Regions from separate parts of the Homo sapiens genome. Here regions 2 and 3 are each linked to region 1. Evidence: chromatin loops called from intact Hi-C (ENCODE). Cell type or tissue: B cell. All regions are shown on one strand.

Region 1 (8,000 bases):
GCTGTGAGGAGGAGGAAACTGCAGGGAGCCGGCAGAACCATGTTCCAGTCTCTCCTGCCACACTTAGTCACGTGGCCTGGATCAATAACTTCACCTCTCTGTGCCTTTGCCTTCTCACGTATCCCGTGGGAGGTGGGGGTATTCTGCCCTCAGAGCTGTCGTGAGGGTGTGGTGGCAGCCTCCTGGTTCACGCCTTGTTGTGCCCTCCCACACTGTAGTAGGGTTGATCTGTGGGACCATAATCATATGTGTGTCGCTTTTGAGGCTGGGTTATAAAAGACATTGTGGCTTCTATCTTGCTCTCTCTTGGGTCACTTGCTCTGGGGGACGTCAGCTACCATGTTGTCAGGAGAGACTCTCATGACAAGGAATGAATGCCTTATGCTGAACGCCACATGAGTGAGTTTGGAAGGGAAGTCTCCAGGCTTCAGATGAGTGCAGCTCCTGCCGCCAATTAGACTGCAAGCTCCTGCGGGACCCTGAGCTGCTTCCAAGTTCCTGAGCCACAGAAACAGAGGGGAAAGCACTTGGAAGCCGTTTTAAGTCCCTACCTTTTGGGATTATTTGTTATGTGGCAAAAGGTAACTGATACAGTGGGTAAAAGCACCTAGCACAGTACCTTGTACAGAATTGGGGCTATAGAACAGACAAGATCTATAGCTCTGGATTCAGGATAGAGGGCTGGGCTGGAGACAGGGATTTGGAAGCCTTTGGCTCAGACACAGTAAAGGAATCCATGGAGGTGGCTGAACCATTCCATGGAGAGGGGTACATGGAGAGGAGGGGATTGTGTTGAACAGGAACTTGAGCTTAAGTGTCGGGGTAAAGCAAGAGGAGCATCTTTGTAAGTCTAAGAGGAGGAGCTATGGAAGAAGGAGGAGAACATGCATCCTAGAAGCCAAGGGAAGGGGCTGTCCCCTGGCAGACGTCACTGCAGAAGCCTTGCTGCGGAGAGGCCTGAGCCATGCAGGTCGGAGGAGGTTCTTTCAGATTTAGTATCAAGGAGGATTCTGGTGAGCCATTTAGATGGAGAGGTGGGCCCTGAGGCCAGATTGAATGTTACGGGTTGGGGTCTTAGGGGAAGTGGGGGGACACAGCAAAGGAAGAGAGGGAGGGGGACACTGTGTCGAAGGAGAAGTCTGAAAATTCTTGAGTCAGGGACAGAGACCTGAGGCTGTTTATCTGCTGATGGGCGTGGGAGATGGGGACTGGAGAGAGGGAGGGATGGAAGATCTGAGCCTGGAGAGGCTAAAGGGTGGGAGAAGGAATGGACTAGAGCCCAGGGAGGGGATCACCTGGACAGGAGGTGGAATCCCCCAGCCATCTCATGAGGGGAGGACAGTGCAATGCAGGTCATTCCAAAAGAGGGCAGAGGAGGGTTCTAGGGGGCTCCCACTGAAGGGGAAAGGTTTTCCTGACAAGTAGGAGGTGAGGTCGGCTAGGCAGTGAGAGTTGGGAGAAGGGAGAGAGGGAGGGGACTCAGATCTCCACACTTCATTGTCTTGTCAACTGCTGGTGCCCCTTTGCCCTCCCAGCACCGTGCTGGGCTTGGTTCCTTCCTGTAACAGGTGTAGCTGCAATAATAAACAGCCCCCTCCAGGTCAGCCTGGCCCCAGGGCAGACCAGGATCAGTATCTTTACCACAGGAGCCTGGATACTTGGTGGCCACCTGGAAAAGAAAGGTGCAGAGGGTCAGGGGCAGCTGTAAACCAGAAGCCAGCCTTCCCCAGCAGGCTTGCAACCCTGAGCTCTGTGGAGGCAAACAGCTTCCAATATAAACCCTTTCCACCCCCAACCCCCCAAACCAACAGATCCAGATGGTTTGCGGGAGAATCCTATAGAACATTCAAACTACAGAAAATCCCAGTCTAGTGAATAGACACTCATTCCTTAAGGTATGTTATGAGGCTCATGTAACTTTGATAGCAAAGCCAGACGAGGAGAGAATAAGCAAATAGTAGCATATCTCAGTCATCCACGTGGATACAAAAACCCTAAATGAAATATTAGCAAATGGAACCCTAAATGAAATATCAGCAAATGGAATCTAGCGGTATACTGAAAAAATAATACATCATGACGTGTGAAATTCCTTGAATAAAAATGCATTGACTTAAAAAAATACATTATCAAGGCGAGTTTATCCCGGGAATACATGGATGGTTTAATATAGTAAGATCCATGGTTGTAATTCATTACATTGCAATGGGGGGAATCTCACATTGATAAAATTCAGCACCCATTCATAGTAAAGAAGAATAGTGCTTCCTTACCCTGATAAAGAATATCTATCAAAAAATCCACAACAAACACTATAGTTAATGGTGATATGTTACAAGCAGTCAAGAACAGGATAAAAATGCCCATTACCATCACTGCTCTTCAACATTGTGTGAGAGAATTTAGTCAGCACAGTACAGCAAGAAAAAGGAAAAAAAGGACAGGAAGATACCACACTGTTATGACTTGCAGACTCTATGATTATTTGCACAGCGAATTCAAGAGAACCTACAAACTTATTAGAACTGAAAGAGTTCACTTTTGCTGAATATAAGATTATATAAAACCCAACTGCATTTCAATAGCCATCTATCAATTATAAAATACAAAAGTGAAAGTACAATTAGCACTAGTTATAAAAATTTTAAGATAGGAGGGACTAGGTCTGACAAAATCACCAACAAAATTAATCCATCAGTTTTTATATGGGGAAATAGAAGCCCTGAGAGGGGAAATGACTCTTTCAAGGATACCCAGTAAATCAGAGGCAATTCTGGGTTTTCAGTGGCACCAAATTCTGGAGATCTGAGTATTGGGTAATTTTGGTATTGTCCTTCTATTAAAAAACAACAAAACCCAGTGGGGTGGGGAGGAGTGGGGGGCAAAAAAAAAAAAAAAGAAAAACCAAACCAAAACTCATTGTATTTTTCTGATTATAAATTCAATATTTATGTGTTCTGATTATAAATTCAATATTCATGAAAATTCAGAAGAACGTTATGAAGTAATGCCATTAACATTCCCATACTGTTATCTTGAACACGATGGTCAATGGTTTGATGTATTTCCTTCAAAATTTTTGTCTGTATATATTTATGTTTTTAAAAATAAAATCAGGATATCATGTGTACTAGTTTGTGTATTGATCATTTTCACACACATTTCCCTGTATTCTCACCTAGTCTTTGTGAATTTGATAATGTAGCACTCAGTTATGTTGATGAAGCATATGTCATTTATTTAACCTATCAATTTGAGCTTTTGGAGACAAATCAAGTATCAGATATAACTGTGATGATCATGCTGATACAATTTCAACCCCAGAGCTAGCTCACACACATGCAGACGTGAAACCCAAGTGAGTTTCTAAGGCCAGTGGTTATTCTGGTGGAGAAGGTTAAACCCAGCATCAGGTAACTGGTCCCACCGGAAGGGGACAGTGGCCTGGCTAGCAGGAAGTGAATGGACTTGGAACGAGTGGACGGATGGAGACCAATTAGCCCTGAGGCGTTAGGTGCTGCCCATCCTCTGCAGCCTTGGCTTCCTTCCTGGTGAAGTGGGGACAATACCAGCGCCAGTCTCATCTAGGGTCGAGCTCCTCCAGGCCCCAGAGCCTTTGCATGGGTCGTTTTGTCTGCTGAAGGTAGCTCTGCCCTTCTCTCCACCTGGCTGCCCGTGTTGCTGAGCTTCTGGGCCCAGCAGCCCTTTGCTGTCTTGCCCGTCAGGCCGGACCAGACCGTCTTGCCCCGGTGGCCCCGGGGGCTTCTTCACAGGCCTCATCGCAGGGTTGTCTCCCCAATGCAGGGCAGGCAGGAGGAGCTCTGGCCGCAGGTCGGGGTCCAGGTCTTCCTCGGCCACTGCGTTTGGAGCAGGGGCTCCCTTCCCTTCTTCTCCATCTAAGTCCTCTAATCATGTCCCTCCCAACACTTACGGCCATAACTTGTCATTATTTTGTCTATTAGCTGTTTCCTTGAGTCTTGTCTGTCTTCTCCTTTGATTAGGACCCGCCTCCGTCTTGGTGGCCGCTGTATCTCCTAAACCCCCAGGCCTGAGATATAGTGGGGGGCCCATACAAGTTCGTGAAATGACTAAGGAGAAACAGCTGTGGAGGCACCACCCCTGAGGACGCAGTGGGCCTGGGGTTGGGCGGACCCCAGGCTGCGGGCGGAGGCGGGACGTAGGGGCGGGGTTTCGGGGCTTCGGAGCGGAGCCTAAGGGGCGGGACTGGGGCTTCGGGGCGGGGCTTCGGGGCTGCGGTCGTGTGGTCTTGACCGCGCGGCTCCGACTGCGCTGGCTGAGTTCCTCAGGCCGCCCGCTCTCTGGCTTCCAGCCCGCGCTGCCGTTAGGGGGCGCCCGCGCTCGTGGCGCCGCGGCTCTGCTGGGAAGGCGCCGCCCGCGCCGGGCAGCTGGAGCCGCAACTCCGGGCGCGGGCTCAGTCGTCCCCTCTGCCGCCGCCGCCGCCGCCGTCGCCGGGCGCGGGCTCGCTTGTCCCCGCGCTCGCGCTCTCCGGCCGCGGGCATCTCCCGGCCCGGCCGCAGCAGCCGCCGCCGCCGCGCAGTGAGTGGGGCTGGCGCGGGGCTTGCGGGGCCGGGGTTTGGGAGGGCCGGGTTTCAGGAGACGTCTGCGCCGAGCGGCCAGGGGAGCGGGGCTGAGGAGGATCTGGGCGGGGGCTCCTGGAACGGGGCGGCGGCGGGGCCGCGTTGAGGGGACCGCGCGTCCCGGGCTGGCACGAGCCAGCAGCGGAGGTGCCCGCGGCGGGGCCTGGGCGGGGGTTCCGGGGCCCGCCCGGCGGGGATGCGCGGTTTCTGCGGGCCCGGGTTCGGAGCCCCGCGGCGCGCCCCTCGTCCGGGCCCGGAGCATCGCCCGCCCTACCCCTGGCCGGGTCGGGTTGCGGGGGCTTCGCTGGCGGGGCAGCAGCGAAGGGCGGCCCGGACGGAGATATTTGGGGTGTGCTCGAAAATGATTGTTTTTGGGAGATGGCGCTTATTAGCCACCAATTGCCCTAGTTTAAAGCTTGAGGCAGGACTCAAAACCCTGCCTTTGGGATTTTCTGCCCTGAAGAGACTCTCAGATCGCAGCTGAGTTCTTTATGCCTAGATTTGTGTGTGTGTGGTGGCGTTTTTAATGCTTGATGTCAGAGGTGATAAATGGCCATGGTAATGGGGAGCCCTGGCAGCACCTGCTGGGCTGACAGTGGTGGAGGCTGTGTCTGGGGGTGGGACGGGGAAATGAAACGTGACAGAGATCCTGTTTGGATATTCTGCCGAAGTTACCATGTTTCTGTTCAAGTATACCAGTTCTAGAACAAGTTGATGGATCCAATTTTAGGACTTTGTGATAGAAGAGGTTTGGGTGGCAAAGTGACCTGGGATGACCCGGCTCGGCTAAGAATATTTGGGGTAGCCTAAGTATCTCTTCTATATCCCCCTGGCATGTTCTTTTTTTCGCTGTCACAAATGCCCTATTACTTGAATCATCCTGGGATAGGAGAGAAGCTTGGGGACAGCATGTAGCACAGTCCTGAGCCCAAGATTGAGATGTTTTCAAATGAACGAATATGTAGCTAGGAAAAGGAAAATGTGTTTGTCAGCAGGGTTGGTAGGTTGAGAGTATTTTCTCTTTGGCCGAAACCATCAGTCCATACTGATACTTGATTTTGTGCTATGCCTTAGATATGAACGATGGAGTGGTCAGGATAGCCATGGATGCCATTCCAAAGTTTTGTGATTTGAATTTTCATAAATCATATTTTAACCAAAGCATTACTACTTAAAGGAATCTTAGGGTGAACCCTATGAATCCTTCAGTGCGCTTGGATTTTGATATTTGGGGTCCATTTAAAATGGAGTACCTGTATGTATTTGGATTCAGCTTTAACTTGGAGATAATCCCGAGTCATGCTTTAAAGAAGTTCCTTCTGAGATCAGGAGCTCAGGTGTTTGGTGAACTCTGGGAAAACTAGACACTCCCCTTTACCTGTATATAGTTCTCCCTTCTGGAGCTCTGGGAAAAGGAGGACCTGGGGAGATTTGAAGCAAATTAAGAGGCTGCCTCCTCCATATTTGCCGTCTCCAGGCCAATGCTCTAAATTACTTGTGTTCACACTCAAGTTTCTCATGTTAACCTAGAAATTTTGTTTATGCTGCTGCCACTAATGTTTTCACATTTGTCTAATACTTGCTAGTTTACAGATGGTTTTATATTCATGATCTCCCTTATTTTCTCCATTTCCCCAAAGAAGAAGCTGGGCATAAAGAGTGATTTTCTCAGGGTCTCATAATCAGTAACGGAGCAGAATTCAACTACAGGACCTCCCTGGGAACCTGTTCTCTTTCCTTGTCCTGATGTGTTACTCTTATAGGCCAATTTTTGCCTTTGTGTTGTGCCTAAATGGTGTAATTACCCCGTTTTGGGAAGGTGGTATTATCCCGTTTTATCTTGCGGAAACTGAGGGTTAAGAGGAATGTTATGATTTTGTGACTATTTGTGACAGCTTTTTAATATTAGGTCACTTTTAAACCTATAGCTTCTCTCTTCTAGACCACATGGTTGAGAAAGGAGAAAGAGAAAATGATTACTTGTAGAGAAAAATCCATTTCTGCAGTGGTATGGTTAAGGATAATCTAACCATAATCACATTATCCTTGTATGCCTGGCTACTTATGCTGGCCTGTATGTGAATGTTAACCCCAAAGACTCCTTTAGATGTCGCTGAACTAGTTACTATAAAAAGTATTTCGCTTTCAAACTCCCACATTTCAAGAAGAGCAAAACTCAATACAAGGCAATTTTGAAGGTAAGTATAGAAAGAGGGAGTTTATTGAGTCTTTTCTGACTACCAGACACGAAGGTTTCAGTAAAAAAGCATTTTTAAAGGGCTGCCTGGAAACTCTGGGAAGTCAGTAGTTGGAGTTTTTTATTATTCGTTGGAGGTTTTTATTGCAACATATAGGTAGTTATATAGGATTAGGACTTTTGCCCCGGAGAATTCTTAATCTATAGCAGGAATGATAAACCCAGAATATTTTTGTTAAGTTAGTTCATCATAACCATTAGGCCTGTAATTGCAATTCTGCAGTGATAGGGAGAATGGCATTTAAGGGTTCTTAGGTTATTTTTTTAAGTTATTAACTTACTGAATTATGTATGCATTTCTTCAGATATGCTACTTTAGAAAATTAATACTTCCTTTTAAGGTTTCTATAAATTCTTCAGTATGTGTTTTCTTAAGCTTAATTACCTGCTAACATGACACTGTCAGAATTTATACATTAGTCACAATAACCTTTGAAGCTTAAACATGGTTGAATTTTCAGCACTGCTTTATATTCTTTGGGGAGTGGGCAGTGTTGTTTTCACAAGAATTTTATTTGCATCAAAGGTTACATCTTTTCAGGTGAACTGATTTTTCAGGGTCAGAGGCTTCTTTGAATTTTATAGCTGTTTGTGCTCGGTTGCATTTGCTGTCTTTCAAAACCATCTTTAGTTTTAGTAAGGAAAGTCACTATAAAGGAAAAATTTTTTATTGTTACCATTCCTGGTAGATTTTCTGAAATATTAGATATTTCTTTGCTTTCATCAAGTAAAATAGGCCTATTTGATACCCATTTCAAGATCTTCCTTCTGCTGCCTGTCTTGTGGTCATTTAACTTCTCATTAAGCCCTCCACTGGAGACTGTGCCAGAAGGGAGAGAAGATGAAAAGCAAATGAATCATTTTCTAATTGTTAGTAGCTCTGGAAAATGATTCAGTAGAAGAGATTGAAACTATTCTGGAAATTCTTTGGGATTGTATTTCATTCATCTGCATCGTTTCAGAGATGTTCCTAATGGTCGTCAATTCAGAATTCAGAAGCCGATCATTATCCAGCTATTGGATAACAGGGAATTTTTCATGCTTTTTTTTTGTTTGTTTGTTTCTTGCTGTATTTAAGCATCTCCACAGAAGATATTTAGAAGCAGGTAGAGATAAAATTTAAACTAATCAATACTGTTTTTTCC
Region 2 (8,000 bases), 250 kb before region 1:
CCTTGGTGATGAGTGAGTTCTCAGTCTGGCAGTTCACATGTGATCTGATTGTTTAAAAGAGCGTGGCACCTCCTTTCTTACTCTCTTTTGCCCTCACTGTCTCTTGCTCCTGCTCCCTCTTGCTCCCACTGTCTTGCCTGGTGACACACTGGCTCCCCTTTACCTTCCACTGTGATTGTAAGCTTCCTGAGGCCCTCATGAGAGGCAGATGCTGGCACTATGTACAGCCTGCAGAACTGTGAGCCAATTAAACCTCTTTCCTTAATAAATTACCCAGTCTTGGTTATTTCTTTACAGCAATGCAAAAACAGACTAAGAGGCCAACATGGGGAAATCTTGTCTCTACTAAAAATACAAAAATTAGCTGGGTGTGGTGGCAAATGCCTGTAATCCCAGCTACTCAGGAGGCTGAGGCAGGAGAATTGCTTGAACCTGGGGAAGTGGAAGTTGCAGTAAGCCGTGATCGTGCCGCTGCACTCCAGCCTGGGCGACAGAGTGAGTGAGACTCTCTCAAAACACACACACACACAGACTAAGATATTTGGATAGGTGATTTAACACATTTGGGTAGATTTGAGGCTCAGAAACTCTCTGAGCCTCAAAATGTTCCTCATTTGTAAAATAGGGCTAATAACAGAGTGGTTGGGAGGAATCCATGAGATAATGCTTGTAAAGCACTGAGCACAAGGTGAGGAACACAGGAAAAGCTCAACACATGGTAGCTAATTAACATTTGCCTGTTCTGTGCTACTCATCATGCTTTTCCCTGGGGAGATGGAAGTGGAAAAGGAATTCACAACTCCGTGGAGTTGAGAGTTGCCTAAATAAATAAACATATCGTCATGTATAATGTGCTACAGGGGTGTGGACGATGGAAAAATTAATTTTGCCTGGATAGTCAGGTAAGGCTGCTGGGAGGCAGTGATACTGGAGTTCCAGATTGGGCAGAGGCCTCAGGGATTGGCTCAGAGTTGTCACACAGCAAATGCTTGGGGAATAGATGGTACGAATGACTCATAAGCTCAGGGGTGCTGCCCAGCTGGTGTCTGTGTACACATGGTATCTTGTGTTTTTTGCTTTTCTCCTGCACACATTTCCATGTGCTGACATGGCTTTTGTGTGATTCCCTCACAGCTTGTGTGTGATTCCCTGATTAAATAGCTTCTAATATTTTATTATTATAAATAGACTCTAAGTCCTTGAGGGCAAGAAGTGTGTCTCTGTTCATCCAGACAGTACCTAGTATGTAGTAGGTTCTCAGTAATGTTTGCTACATAAATGAATGAGTGAACTCCTTTGACCGCTGGCCCTGCCATAAGCTGGCTGTGGGATCTTGAGTGAGTCCATTAACCCCTCTGTACCTCGGTGTGTCTGTAAAGTGGGTTAGTATAACTCACAGGTGAGCATATTTCACTATGTGTTGTGAGGACTAAGTGATTTGATGCCCTGCGGCTGAAGGTAGTAAGTGCGCATTAAATAATGGCATCCTTCAGCTCTGATAGCTGTGCTGCTGCATCCAGGAGACATGTACAGGCTTCATGGCAGAGTGAATCCTGGAGTGTTCTGCTGCAACTGCTGGCAGAGGAAAGGTTTCAAAACTCTTTCTTAATGCTAGGGTGAGACCTGTCCACTGATAAGGAGTTTCTATTTGGGATGACTAAAGGTGCCATCTGGAAAGTACCAGGCCCCTGGGACTGCTCCCTGGTCTCCCACCTAGGTGGGATTCCTCAGTGACAGCACTCAGGGGTATCACCGGCTCAGGGAGGGGCCGGAGGTGAGTTCCCTTATCTCCTCTTGCCTCCTTCACTGTAAAACTGGAGCTAATAAGGTTTCTCTCCTGTCAGCCATCCAGTGGAGATAAGTCACCCAGAATGTGACTCCCACATGGGGCTCAAAAAGGTGTTTCTAAATATAAAACTCTGAGGGAAAAAAACCCTCGGGATATAGAAATTCCAGGCCCTTGGAGACGCCCAGGGTCACAGGCTGTGAGTTAAATAAAAAACCCACCAAACTGATGAACTACCCATTTTTAAGGTTTTGGAGAGGGAAAATTAAAAGACTAAGGAGCAATTGTTTTAAACTTTATACCAGGTGTATTGATGGCTTCTAGGCTGGGGCCTTCCAGGAAGTCATTCATCAATTTCATTGTCTATTTATTCACCCCCTGGACTCCTGTTTTGGTGAATGTTCCTGAGTCCAAGATGCTAATCCAATAGGTGGCCAGTAGTGACTGAAGGACATTTAATCCCCACATTTTGTGCTATCTCTGTGGACCTGCTCTGGGGATGTTGGTGGACTGCTGGCTTGGAAAGGTTCTGCTTCAGCCGTAAGGAGAGATAAAGCCAGAGAGGTGGGACTGAGCAACCCGCTGTTTGGTGAATAAATTGCCACTGAAACTCGGGGGCCATTCCCTGAAGTGAATCACATGCAGCCATTGAAGTCTAAGTGATAAGGCAGCCAACAATTTAAAGGAAAATGCTCCAGCCCAAGCCAGGGGGACTGTCCCAAACTCCGGATGAATTCCAGCTGCCCTGCAGAGCAGGGTTTACAGGCATGGGGATCACTAGTGGCTTCAGAGATGCCCCTTTGCCACTTCTCCGGGACTTCTTGACTGTGTCCTATTCTTAAAACCCAGGACCTGCACCACTCAGCCAGGCTCCACCAGCGTGGAGGCCTTGGCAGGCTGAGGCCCAAAGGCTGCCTTTGTGGGGGATTTAAACGGCCAAGAGAGTCTTGCTGAGCCCTGGCCCCTTGACGTCTGGAGTGGCAGGCCAAGCACTCAGTGCAGCAGGAAGATCTGGGTGCCACTAAGGCCCCTAACAGGTGTAGTAAATATCTGTTAAATGAACGAATACATGTTTTGATGAAAGAAGCCCACAGTGCAGTGTGAGCCCAAAGGGGTCTTACTGAAGGCTTCCTGGAGGAAGTGGCAGCTAAACTGAGACATGGAAAACACGGAAGAGTAGCCAGGCCAAGCTGGGGTTTAACTGTCCCTAAAAGAAAGAAACGACCATAGCAGGGGTTTAACCAGAGGTGGCCGAAGGCCTTTCCAGGTGCCCATTTCTCCCGTATAGCTTTGGAGTCAGACGATCCTCGGTTGGAATTCCCAGTTCAGTCCTTACAGTCTGACGTCCCGCACAACCCGACGCCGGCAACTGTCTCCAAACACCCGAGAGCCAGGGCGGGAGCATGAGCGCCTACGGTGTTCCTTGGGGTGGAGCCCTCGCAGTGTCCAGAGGATTTGGGGGCTCCTGCGCCCCCATTTCTCCCATTTCCTGGACTATCCAGGGCAAGCCCCTCACCTCCCTGAGCCTCGGTGTCTTCTGAGAAAAGAAGTCGACCCCAGTGCCTACCTCATAGGATTACGTGAGACAACCGATGTCAAGCAGTGTTGCTTTGCTGCCTGAGAACCCCTGCCTGTCCCTTTCTCTCTGATGCCCTTCGGGGCAGAGATCCAGAGATCCTGCCTGAGTCACTTTGGCGGGTTTAATGCCCAGCCGCGCCAGGCACACAGTAGGTGCTCAGTAAGTGAAACAGTGCCGGGAAGAATTCGGGCCGGGGATGTGGAACTGTGTGTGGCTCTGCGGGCTCAGAGGCCCTCCCCGCGCCCCGCCACCGTGTGCGTTCCGGGGCGGGGCGGGGCGGGGGCGGGGGCGGGGGCGGGGGCGGGACCGGGCGCTCGGGCTCCGCCCCCGGTACCTCTGTAGGCGATCCTGCTCTCGCCGTGGCTTTCGGGTGCTAGGAGACAGTTGCCGGCGTTGGGTTGTGCGAGACGCTAACTGTACCCTCCGGGTTTAACGCTGTGAGGCAGCGCGCGGAGGAACTGGGGATAAGCGCCCCGGAGCCCCCAAACAGAGCGCGGCCGCTGGGGGACAGCGCGCGGCGCCGGGTCGGGGCGGGGCGGCTTTTCTGTCGGAGGACGCGAACCGGCACGCTGCGCCTTTAAGGAGTCCAGCTGGGCTGGGCGCCGGAGCTGGGAGCGGCGCGGGTAGGAGCCCGGCGGCAGGTCCCAGCCCGGGGCTAGAGACCGAGGGCCGGGGTCCGGGCCCGGCGGCGGGACCCAGGCGGTTGAGGCTGGTCAGGTGAGCGGAGGCGGGCGGGCGGGCGGTGGTGCGCTCCTAGGGGGATGGGGCGCCCTGATGGCCCCGTGACCTCTCCCCCAGTGTCTCCCTGCAGCGGCGCATCGAGTGGAAAGAGTCGGCGATCTGCACTTGCCTTTCCACTCCGCTCCCCGCGCGGGCGCTGCCCCCACCTCCCGCTGCCTGGATAGGTTTGAGATGCCCGAAACCCGGCGCCCCATTTCCTGGGTCCAGCCAGCCTCTTGAAGCCGGGGGACAGAGTGAGGACGGGTCGGGACCTGCACCCTCTTTCTACTTCGCCTCCCCACCCCCTGCGCCCGCAGCAGCCCTTAGGCGCCCCTCGCAGTGCCGAGAGGATTTTGGGGTCCTGCAGCCCTGTTTCCCCCATTTCCTGGAGAAGGACTGCAGCTCGCCCACCCAGATAGCATCTTGCTCCGTGTCACGCGCCGCCTCCGCGCCGTCCCCAAGATCTCGCTCCGCTACTCCCCTCCCCCAGCAGCCTTTCAGCTTCCCTTTCCCCAGCCTGCCCCGGCTCCCGTGCCCTTGCGCCCCTTCCGTGTCGAAACACTTGAATCAGGATGCTGTCCAGCCAGGTACCCGCCGGCAACTTGCGGTCCCCCGCCTACAGCGACACAGGTTTCACGGCTGCCTTAGAAATGCGGATTGTGTAACGCCGGCTGCAGGGCAGTGCACGTGCAGGGTTTGCGCCCCTGAGCCCACAGCGAGGCCAGGTGACAGAGTGAGGCATGGGGGAGTGGGGGAAGAGGAGGATGCCAGAGGGTCTAGATACTGTGCATGCAGAGAATATGTATTTTGAGCCCTTTGTATGCCCCAGGAGCTGGGTGGTTAGGAAGAGGAAATAAAGTGGGGGTCTTACTCCAGCTGGGACCTGGAGGCCCTCATTTATCTCGCCGCCCCCCTCCCCGCTGCTCCCGCCTGCTCAGAAATCCCTAGTGGCTCCACCTGGCTAAGAGTTTAAAGTAGTTTATAATGAATAATAGCTGACATAGAATAAGCAAATCTTGTGTGCCAGGCCCTGTCCTAAGCCCCTTAAAAGAATTACCTGCCATACTTTCCCCAACAGCCCCTTGAGGTAGGTACCACCGCTGTGCCCATTCCTGAGAGCAGGAATATGAGGCTTCCAGAGGTGGTACCTTCCCAAGACACGAAGTGAGTCTGGCCTCAGAACCACCCCCTTCCCCCAACCGCCCCCCCAACCCGACCTCGAACCACTAGACTTTTTACCCAATTTCAACAAATTCTTATCAAGAACATTGTTATAATATAGGAAATTAGAAATAACAGAAATTAATCACCTGTGTTTCTAGCACTAATTTGTTTTTCTCAGACCAGCAAGGGCCTCTCAGCTTCTGGTAATAGTACCCACTTTAAAGGGTAGTGGCAATATTTAGATAAAATAATGCACAGGGCCCAGCATGTTTTAAGCACTCAGAAAGCAGCAGCTGTTATTATGAAGAGTGGTAGTTGACCACTACCTTGAATTACTGGAAAAAAATAATTAATAAATGGCTCACACTGACTCTACAGAAATTAACCATTTTGTGTGCTCAGAAAGGCCTATGAGACTTTCTCTATTTTCATCTTTTTATTATTTTTATTATTTTGCCTTTTCGACACATTCTGTGGCTTTCGTCAACTCCAAATTATCCATTGTCTTTGTAGTTAGAGACAGAAGTGCCCTTCTGGTTTTTTTAGCTTTTAAAATGTGTGACCTTTGATTCTGTGAGCATCTGCAAACCTAGAGTAAAAGATGGGAATGCAGTTTGTGCAACTGGGAAGTAATTCTGAAACTTGATATGAGAAAAAAATTGTCCTTAGAGGTGATCCTGGTTTGCAGTATGCGTTGGGTGAGGTCTATCCTGGGGGCGAGAAGTTAGACTCAAAGATTATCTTTGGGTTTGGAGGGAAGAAAGGCAAGCATGAATGTTTTGTCTCGGTGTGGTGGGCTCACACCTCAAAGTGGCCAGCACTTTGAGAGGCCAAGGCAAGAGGATCACCTGAACCCAGGAGTTCAAGACTAGCCTGGGCAACATGGTGAAACCCCATCTCTACCAAAAAAAAAAAAAAATTAGCTGGGAGTGGTGTTGCGTACCTGTAGTCCCGGCTACTTGGGAGGCTGGGGTGGGAGGATTGCTTGAGCCTGGGAGGTCAAGGCTGCAGTGAGCTGAGATTGCTCCACTGCACTCCAGCCTAGGTGAAAAAGTAAGACCCAGTCTCAAAAAATAAAATAAATAAATAAAGAATGAGTGTTTATCCTAGTAGGCTAGCTAAGATTGGAAATCAGCTTCACTATGTCATATTCTTTAAAAAAATTTTTTTTTTTAGAGATGAAGTCTCACTGTGTTTCCTACTCAGGCTGACCTGGAACTCTTGGGCTCAAGTGATTCTCCCACCTCAGCCTCCCAAGTAGCTAGAACTACAGGTGTGCACCACCACACCTGGCATGCTATGTCATACTTTTTATGAAACTCCTGGTTATTTTGGTGATTAGATCAATTATTACCGTGATGAGTGTTCAAAAGAAAAGAGGCAAGACATCCCCATCAAAGCTAAATATTTGGAAGATGCCAGGAAGCTAGTTCTGCAAGTTGAAAAAAAATTCTTTAAAAATTTCTCCTATTTGAGTCTTAAAAAAATTTTTTTTTTAAGGGACAGGGTCTCACTCTGTTACCCATGCTGGAGTGCAGTGGAGCAATCTTAGCTCACTGTAACTTTGAACTCCTGGGCTCAAGCAATCCTGCTACCTCAGCCTCCTAAGTAACTGGGGCTACAGGTGTGCACCACCAAACCTGGGTAATTTTTTTTTTTTTTTTTGAGACGGAGTCTTGCTCTGTCGCCCAGGCTGGAGTGCAGTAGCGCGATCTCGGCTCACCGCAACCTCCGCCTCCCGGGTTCAAGCAATTCTCCTGCCTCAGCCTCCAGAGTAGCTGGGATTACAGGCATGCACAAGCACGCCTGGCTAATTTTGTATTTTTAGTAGAGACGGGGTTTCTCCATGTTGGTCAGGCTGGTCTCGAACTCCCGACCTCAGGTGATCTGCCCGCCTCTACCTCCCAAAGTGCTGGGATTGCAGATGTGAGCCACCGCGCCCGGCCAAACCTGGATAATTTTGAAATTTTGTTGTTGTTGTTGGTTGTCACAACTTGTAGGTAACATCAAGTGGGTAGAGGCCAGGGATGCTGCTAAACGTCCTACGATGCACAGGACGGTGCCACAACAAAGAATTATATGGCCTCCAGTGTCACTTGTGCCACAGTTGAGAAACTGAAACTGGATATGATTTTCACAACATTAAAGTCCTTTCTGACCTTGCATGTAGTTGCCTCTTCCAAGAAGATCAAAGTATTCTCCTAAACCGGACCCTCAGAAACCCTCTGGATCCTATTTGACGCTTCCCAATCCTAGAGGCCACTTGGGGTGTTGCTGCCTGTGGCTGGATGGGTTTGGGGTCTGTCATGAGCTTCTGTGCGGCTCTCTGGTGCTGTACCAAGGAAACTGCTGATTCAGGGGAGCAGGACAGCACTCAGGAGGTGTGGGCAGAGGTTCTTACACTGCTGCAGGTTGGGATCCTCTTCTTTTTAAGTAATATATTAACAGCAGCCTTTGCTCTTAGGCATTTTTCCAGAAGCTGTGGCTGTTTGGCTGTTGGCATTGGGTGTTTGCCTTGTGATATACCCAGAAAAGGATTCATACGTTACATATGATGAAGTCTGGGGATGGGACTGGATTCTGAGAGTATAAAGATGGCAATGCAGACCCTGCCCAGAGACTACTCAGGCATCTCAATAGGCCTGAGCAGTGGCCATGCAGGGTGGTGGAGGTATGGCAGGGCTGCCTAACTCTGCCTGTGAAGTCAGGCAAGATCCCAGCAGTGCAGAGTGAATGCTTAGTATCTGCCTG
Region 3 (8,000 bases), 76 kb before region 1:
CTTCAGGATACCCCAGTGCCCTCAGGAGTTTAGGAAAATGAAGTAGCAGTTGATGGATATATACAGATAATTCCCAAACTTTACTGGAGTCAAGCAGTGAAGCTTCTCCCCATTAAAGTTCATTAGCACTACGAACAGTATAAAGACAGCATGCATTGAGTTTTACCTCCTTTTTCAGTAAAACACCCTCATATTTTATAGGGAACTGAGGGAATATTGCAAGTAGAAAAGCATTAAACTGGAGGGAGGTGTGGTTTAATCAGGACATTTCTCATCATGGCCAGTGTCCATGAGACACCAACATGTCCTGTGGGTAGTGAGGGAAGTGATGGCTGGGGCCTTAACCACACCAGCTCTGGTGGCTTCTCAGGCGTGTGATGGCAGCCCTCTGGGTGTGTGTGCCCATCAGCCCAGAAAGCACCTGACTAGGGAGATTTGGTTAACCTCTCCATAGGATCTCTATGTGTGGGAGGGGGGTTTCTGTGTCCACAGAAAGGCTTACGTAGGAACCTCTGCTCATTGGGCTACTTCATGTCAGCTCAGGAAGATATTTTCTAGGGATCGCCAAGTAATGGGGAGATGCTGAGAACTTGGGAATATTTGAAATATAATAAGGTTACTAGATCCAGAAAAAGCATGCAACAGGTGGGATTCACATTGTTTTAATGTGAATAAGGACATTTACTTATTCTAGATAAGAAAAGGGCTGTGAAATCCATAAACTGAATAGACTGACCCTATCTAGTTGATTCTACCTGCTGATAAAATGGAACTTCGGCAGAATGCGTTACTGGGTGGATGCTGTACGGGGCACTCCCTTCCTTTGGAAGCCCCCAGCAGGCTGCTCTGCACCTCTCTGTCTGCTGTACCACTTGTGGCTTCTGTCATTTGTCATTACCCAGGAGTGGAGGTTGCGTCAGGAAGAGATACTGCAGCCAATTGCCTAAGCTGTTGATGGTGCAAAGTTTCAAACCAGGCAGGCCATGGGGAGCAGTGGGAGGCAAGGAGCTTTTAGTGGCTTGGGGAAGGAGGTGGACCCTGCACCAGAGTAAAAGCCTGTCACTGGGTCCGGTCTCTGAGTTTTTTGTCCCTCATCATCTTGTTTCACAAGGCTCACACACTAAGCCAAATGTAGATTCTCAGACAGCAGTGGGTCCCAGCCTGGGCCAAATTCCAAATGTCTTTCGTTGGTCCCCATGAGGGTTTCTCTGTGTTTTATCTTAGCAGGATCTGGGGCCAGCTCACCTCTCACGTCCCCGTCATCGCCAACTCCACCCTCTACATCAGGTTAGTGATGGAGTAAAGTGACATGCCACCTTCCTGTCCGCCAACAGGAGGAGCGGGCTGTGCCTCTTCCTGCCTTGGCCCAACAATTTCAGGGGTTAGATAGCAGCAGCTTTCTCAAGAGAAATCAGTGGGAGTGCAAATTAGCAGTGTCATTTGGGAGAGCTGAGGGGCTAGATTTCCAAGCTCGGCTTTCACAGGGAATGGACCGGTTTCAGGGCCACTAGCCACCCCCGGGCTCCAGCTTGCTGTCTTTGCTGAAAAGCTTCATGCAGAGCTTCTCAGATTGGAGCCTGTCTTGGTACATGCTTAGCTGAACAACACAAATGCGCCGTGGCCCAGGGGTCCCGTCCTGCCAGGCCTCTCTCCTCAGGGAGCCCGTCCATAGGGTCAGTTTTGTCACAGAGCACAACTGGTAAGATGCCTAGGTGGAGGAGTGAAAGAGTCACTGCGTTTCTGATTTTCTGGCAACGATTTGACTCTGTTTTGCTCTGTAATGTATTTAATTATCTGAATATTTTTCTGTTATTAGCCTTTGCTTCACTTTTGTAAATTAGATACTAGTTTTGATTGAAAAATGTAAAAAGAATTTATCTTGGAGACTGCTTATAAAAATAATCCCCAATTTTGTTGAGTAGCCCCATAATACTATCTTTTATTTTTGAACCAAGATGTCTCTCCTAAAGTCTTTTGCAAGCCCAATAAAAACAATTGGGACACCAGTATCTCCTTTTGCTTCTTAAATGAACCAGTTGTTCCAGATGTGCGAGGAGCTGCTTCTGCCACTCAGAGCTTGCTGGCTGTGCCTGGAAGGGTTCCTACAAGCTGTGTGAAGGGAGAATCATTGGCAGGGAGTTGGTATATGAGTTGATCCCATATTCATTATTAATAACTAACACAGCACCCAGGAGCTGCCAAGAGCATTCTTCAGCTCCACTCAAATGCTTCTAACTGACCCTCCTAAGAAAATGAGAGCAAGGGGACTAGTGTGAATGACTTACTTCTGGCTGAGGGTGGCTACTGGTGCCTTACTGCTGAATGTTCTAGGGCCTGTTTTGGGTAGCAAAGTACCTGGTCCATGGGAGGATATTCTTGTCCTTATCTTTGTCAGCAGATTTCCCAAGAAAGCCCCCAAATGTTGATCAAGACAGAAAATAGGCCTTTTTTGTCTTTTATGGAGATACACTGTTTAGGCTGATCAGAAATGTCTGGTGATCTACTGCCCGGACTATATTAAGCCATTTTCTAGAAGATAGGATATTAATTTAACACCACTTGGGCATATTAAGAAAATTGGAGAAAATTAGTAGTGAGAATCCAGAAATCCTCCTTTAACAAGCAAGGCACTTGAGGCGTCTGTTTAAGGGTTCACAGCCCCTGTCTGTGTGGTTAGATCTGCCCCTGCTCACTTGACTGCCGGTTCTTATCTCTAAATGCCTTTGGGAATTTACAATTTATTTGGACTTTTGGGGGGAATTCTCTAATTTATCTGTGTTTAAATGGGTGCTGTCTCATACAGTAGTAAGTTTGCGTGAGATAAGGTAACTTTTAGAATGAGAGAAAAAAAGAGGAATCTTGTATAATTAGAGTCAATGTTGGGAAAACTTGGAGGTGAGTGGGAGGGGCATTCCTGTGAATTTGATAGCACCCAGCCTGAAGGGGAGTCTTGAGGATTTAGAAGGAAAGCACATGTGAGGCCCCAGCACAATGCCTGGCAGAGTGAGAGTGCCTGGCAGAGATGAGAGGTTCCCAGCAAATATTGGCTCCTCCTTTCTTTTATCTCCTTAATGTTTTGTTGATGAAATTGACTCAGCCTGCAATCTGACCTCTGCTGGGCATTTCCTGTAATGCATCTCATGAAAATGGTAACTAATATTTAGCATTTGCCTGGCAACCTAGCATTTCAGGCCCTAAGCATTTCAACCCAAGGGAGTTTATTCATTTAAGAATAAACATTCAAGGTGCATTTACTGAGAACCTATGGTTTGCTAAGGACTGTGCTTGGCCCTGGGTTACAGAAATGGCTAGACAAGGCCCTAGCTCTCATGGAGTCACATTTCCAGTGCCTCTCAGAAGCTCCAAAATGATAGACACTGTTTAGGAAAAACTCACACTCAAAAGTATTTTTCCCTATTCTGTCACTCAACACAATAATAATCAACACAGACAGACTTCTGTGACCAAATGTCAGGGTGTGGGGGAGTGGTTCTGTCCACCACCAAGTAAGCAATCAGTTTTGCTATGGACACCAGCTGGGTGTCCTCCAATTCAATTCTGACACTATCTACCTGGAGATAGCGTCAGACCCCACAGGTTGGGGCTCAGTCCCCAAAACTACCTGCTCTTTCTGACACCATTTGCAAGGATGGGACTCCAGAACTTTTGACCGGCCAGCTTCAAGTAGGAGTTCCCACCGTTAATTTGCTGGAGCAGCTCACAGAATTCAGGGAAACATGTTTACTGGTTTATTATAAAGGATGTTACAAAGGATACAGATGAAAAGATGCATAGGGCAAGGTGTGGGGGAAGGAGCTTCCATGCCTTCCCTGGGCACATCACCCTTCAGGAACCTCCGCATGTTCAGCTATCAGGAAGCTCTCCAAACCCTGCCCTCTTGGGCCTTTTATGGAGACGTCATTGGATAGGCATGATTGACAACCATATAGAAATGTTGTTATAGAACCCAATTTTGGTCTGCTCACCCAGTGCAATAAAATCAGATACCCACACCAAGGCTGTTGCAGTGACAGAAAGGAAGGCATTTATTGCAGAGTGCTGTGCAAGGAGGACCAGGCAGCAAAATGCTCAAAAATCTGACCTTCCAGATGGCTTACAGGCAAGGATTTTTAACGGTGGGGTAAATTTCAGGAAAACAGAAGCTACAGGCAAAATTATAAATCAGTACACCGAGGTTGCACATTGGTTTAAGCTTAAAAGGGCGGGACATCTTGGGGGTAGGGGGTGCTCACAGGTAGATTCAGAGATCTGACTTGCAGTTGATCTTAGTTGCAGAAGCTCTAAGAATTTTGGGGTCAGTAGAAAAATGCTAACTTGCTAGGGGGAGTGACTTTCTCCAAGCCTCTCAAGAAGAAACTTAGAACAAAGGACGGTGGGATTGATAATAGGTACAGTTTAGTCTTCTTTTCCTCCTAATCTGGGATCTTTGTGGTGAGGGTCTTCAGTGGAGGCCTGAGCCTTTGAAAGACAACTCAGGGACATATGTTAAGATCTTATCTTTAGTTTCTATAGGGCAAGGGAACTTCTCTGGAGCTTTAACTTCCTTGGCTATTGTTCTTAAGCCACTTATTACCTTCTTGTTTACCAAGTTACTTAATTACTTCTAGGGCTAGCTGGATGCCTGGAATTTTTCTTAAAGGAACATTTGGATTTTCCCTTATTTCCATGCCTTGAGGTTTACAGGTCCCTAAAAGTTGGGGGCGGTCCCAGTTTCTATCTCATTGTGATTGGACAAAAAGGGTATGATCTAACCCCAGCAAGGCCTGTTTGTTCAGATTCTGCTTGGCCTCTCTGTACAGCTTTCCTTCTTCTAGGGTATGGGGCGTGTGTAGGAGATGCTTGGCAAATCTTTGATTTACATAGGCTTGCTCTGCCTTCAAGGCCTCTGCAGAGTGAGAGCAGGAGGACTCTGAGCCTAGGGATTACACCATTTTTGTTTTTGAGACAGAGTCTGGGTCTGTCACCCAGGCTGGAATACAGTCGTGAGATCTCGGCTCACTGCAACTTCCGCCTCCTGGGTTCAAGCGATTTTTATGCCTCAGCCTCCCAAGTAGCTGGGATTATAGGCACTCACCACCACGCTTGGCTAATATTTTTGTATTTTTGATAGAGATGGGGTTTCACTACGTTGGCCAGGCTGGTCTTGAACTCCTGACCTCAAAGTGATCCACCCGCCTCGGCCCCCAAAGTGCTGGGATTACAGGCTTGAGCCACTGTGCCCGGCCAGGATTGCAACTTTTGGCTGGCCAGCCCATGCTTAGGCTGTTCTTCCTTGCAGAACTGGAGGTCGGTCTTCTCCTGGGCTCAAGTGATCCTCCTGCCTCAGCCTTCTGAGAGGCTGGGACTATAGGCGTGCACCACCACATCCAGCTAATTTTTAAATTTTTTGTAGAGACAGGGGTCTCATCATGTTGCCCAGGTTGGTATCAAACTCCTGGGCACAAGCACTCCTCTCACCTCAGCCTCCAAATTGCTGGGATTATAGATGGGAGCCACAGCACCTGGCCTCACAGTTCTTTCTAATCAAGCACACTCTAAATCCTAAATCCACTGTGAACTCTGGCCTTTGGCAGTTTGCTCAGCAATAGATCAGCAGCAATAGATGAGCTTAGGTAAGTTGAATTCAGCAGCAGTGCCTTTCTTTCCGAAAGCATCGGTTGTAAGCACATTTATGGCAGCTAAAGGTGGTTTTAATCTCAGTTTCTAAGTGAAGGGGTCTTACCCTTATGAGCCCTTTCTAGCAACTATGTAAGGGTTGGGGCCCCTCCCTTTTCTTACTGTAGCTTCTTCTCTGGGGGCTCCTTCTTGAGGTCCTTACCAAGCTGATGGGAGAAATATCCTTTCTTTAAGTCTGCTGGCAGTTCCATTGGGTGGGGTGGGATTCTCTAATACTCTTTTGCTGAGACCCCTGTTTTTTCAGTAAGAACATTCCTAGCACTGTCTTTTCTGCAAAAGGTTGTTTTCTGCCTCAGGAAGGTCACTTTTTCCAGGACTTTAAAATTCTTTATCCTGGTTTATTTCATGGTAGTATCACCAACTAGTATTTATACTCTATTCATAGAACTGATTGGTTTTAAAGGTCCCAATTTACACACACACAAATATTCCCTCCCACCCTCCTTTGGGATTAGACAGGCCTGTTGCCTTGCTATCTGTTTTTTTGAGACAGGGTCTCTCTCTGTCACCTTGGCTGGAATGCAGTGGTGCAATCACGGCTCACTGCAGCCTTAACCTCCCACCTCAGCCTCCTGAGTGGGACTACAGGTGTGCACCACCACCCTTGGCTAATTTTTATATTTTTTTGTAGAGACGGGTTTTGCCATGTTGCCCAGTCTAGTCTTGAGCTCTGGGGCTCAAGTGATCTGCCCGCCTTAGCCTCCCATAACAGTGGGATTACAGGCATGAGCCACCCACACCCAGCCCTTTTTTTAAAAAATGGGTTTGTAAGAGTATTTTGGGAAAGCTGAGTAAGCAGAGGACCCTAAATTGTTATTTAAAATAATTATATGTAATATATTTGAAGCACTTATTTTGTGCCAGGCACTGTTGCTTTATGGTCACTTGTTTCAGTTAATCATCGTGAATACCTTCTTATCCAGTGTGAGTGGACTCCAGCTTAGGTCCATTTTACAGTTGAAACTGACACTCTAGTAGGATTAAGAGACTTTGACCGAGGTCACACAAGTTAGGGCGGTGCTAGAGCCAGGAGTGTAACTTGTTCTGTATTTGTTCATTTACCCCATTGATGTATTGAGTGCCTGCTTTCTTCAGGGTGCGCTGCAGGGCCCGTGCTCTTAAATACTGTTGTTGGCTGGTGTGAAAAGAACCCTGAATGTTGAGTCAGTAAACCAGGGCTTGAGTCCTAGCTCTGCCACATTCCCGCTATGACCTTGGACAAATAATTTCTGTTCTTTGAGGCTTTTAAAAGACGTCTCGCTCTTTATTAGATAGATGGCATACATGGCGAGGCTTTATAAGCGGTAAAGCACTATCAGGTATAAACTACGAATGTCTTGCAATCAGATAATTCTAGCTGTTCTTGCTTGTAGTTTATGTTTTAACCAATAATTTTGAGGTGAGAGAGCTGGCAGTTTGTAGAAAACCCAGTTTGCAAGAATGAGTGGAGAGAAAGGGAAGTTTCAAATCTGCAGAGGAAGAGGTGTGGGAGCCCGCCCTCTGAAGGTCTGCTTAAAATTCAACTCGCAAAACAGATGAATAAGAGAAAAGGCATACAAGTTTATTTAATAAGAGAAAAGGCATACAAGTTTATTTAATATGTATACACAGGAGCCTTCAGAATGAAGACCCAAAGGTACAGGGAAAATTGTCCATTTTTATGCTTAGGTTCAACAAAGTATGGACAGCTGTGTGGAAATATGATTGGAAGAAAAGGCTATGATCTAATGCTAATAGGCTGAGTGGGGAAACCCAGCAAGTCTGTCTGTCTAGATTCTTCTCAGCCTCTCTGAGCAGCATTCCTTCCTTCTGGGTATGGGCAGGACTCTCTCTGGAATGGGGGTCTTACAACCTATAGTCAGACAAGGTAGGTCAGGTGATTTCTTTTCTTTTTTGAGATGGAGTTTCACTCTTGTTGCCCTGGCTGGAGTGCAATGGCTCGATCTTGGCTCACTGCAGCCTCTGCCTCCTGGGTTCAAGTAATTCTCCTGCCTCAGCCTCCCAGGTAGCTGGGATTACAGGCGCCCACCACCATGCCCAGCTACTTTTTTGTAGTTTTAGTAGACACAGGGTTTCGCCATGTTGGCCAGGCTGGTCTCGAACTTCTGGCCTCAGGTGATCCGCCCGCCTTGGCCTCCCAAAGTGCTGGGATTACAGGCGTGAGCCACCACACCCAGCCAAGTTATTTCTTTATGGACAGTTTTTACACAGAAAGGTGGAGGGAGAGTAATATTTTTAGGTATGATGGCTTGCTTTGGGGAAAAGGGGTTCTGTTTCTGTGACCCACCTTGGAGAAGGAGGGA

What was found. Peaks named below come from ENCODE experiments on the same cell type or tissue, not always from the same donor. Only the 100,000 strongest peaks of a DNase experiment are listed, where the experiment ranks them.
Region 2: a loop joins it to region 1, with 5 times the contacts of the local background. A loop is called at or near these places in 10 of 110 quality-filtered maps.
Region 3: it touches region 1 in a loop (7-fold over the local background); 3 of 110 quality-filtered maps call a loop at or near these places.

The regions. Positions count from the first base shown.
Region 1 is chr3:58,487,613-58,495,612 of GRCh38, forward strand. KCTD6 (potassium channel tetramerization domain containing 6) reads left to right here and starts at 4,484. Exons shown (of 3, transcript NM_001128214.2): 1 at 4,484-4,557. RefSeq lists a silencer at 4,135-4,784. In B cell, a CTCF peak has its summit at 4,339 (motif pointing right); DNase peaks (open chromatin) are centred at 4,339 and 5,079; H3K4me3 peaks cover 1,909 bases; H3K27ac peaks cover 1,137 bases.
Region 2 is chr3:58,233,835-58,241,834 of GRCh38, forward strand. It overlaps ABHD6 (abhydrolase domain containing 6, acylglycerol lipase), which reads left to right and starts at 3,958. Exons shown (of 10, transcript NM_001320126.2): 1 at 3,958-4,082. RefSeq lists an enhancer at 3,369-4,308 and silencers at 3,530-3,699, 3,710-4,199. In B cell, a CTCF peak has its summit at 3,810; DNase peaks (open chromatin) are centred at 647, 2,877, 3,827 and 4,637; H3K4me3 peaks cover 2,583 bases; H3K27ac peaks cover 2,590 bases.
Region 3 is chr3:58,411,677-58,419,676 of GRCh38, forward strand. It overlaps PXK (PX domain containing serine/threonine kinase like), which reads left to right. Exons shown (of 18, transcript NM_017771.5): 17 at 1,225-1,287. Among named protein-coding and RNA genes, the nearest start is that of PDHB, 18 kb to the right of the region's middle. In B cell, CTCF peaks have their summits at 3,124 (motif pointing left) and 3,334; a DNase peak (open chromatin) is centred at 3,125; H3K27ac peaks cover 3,993 bases.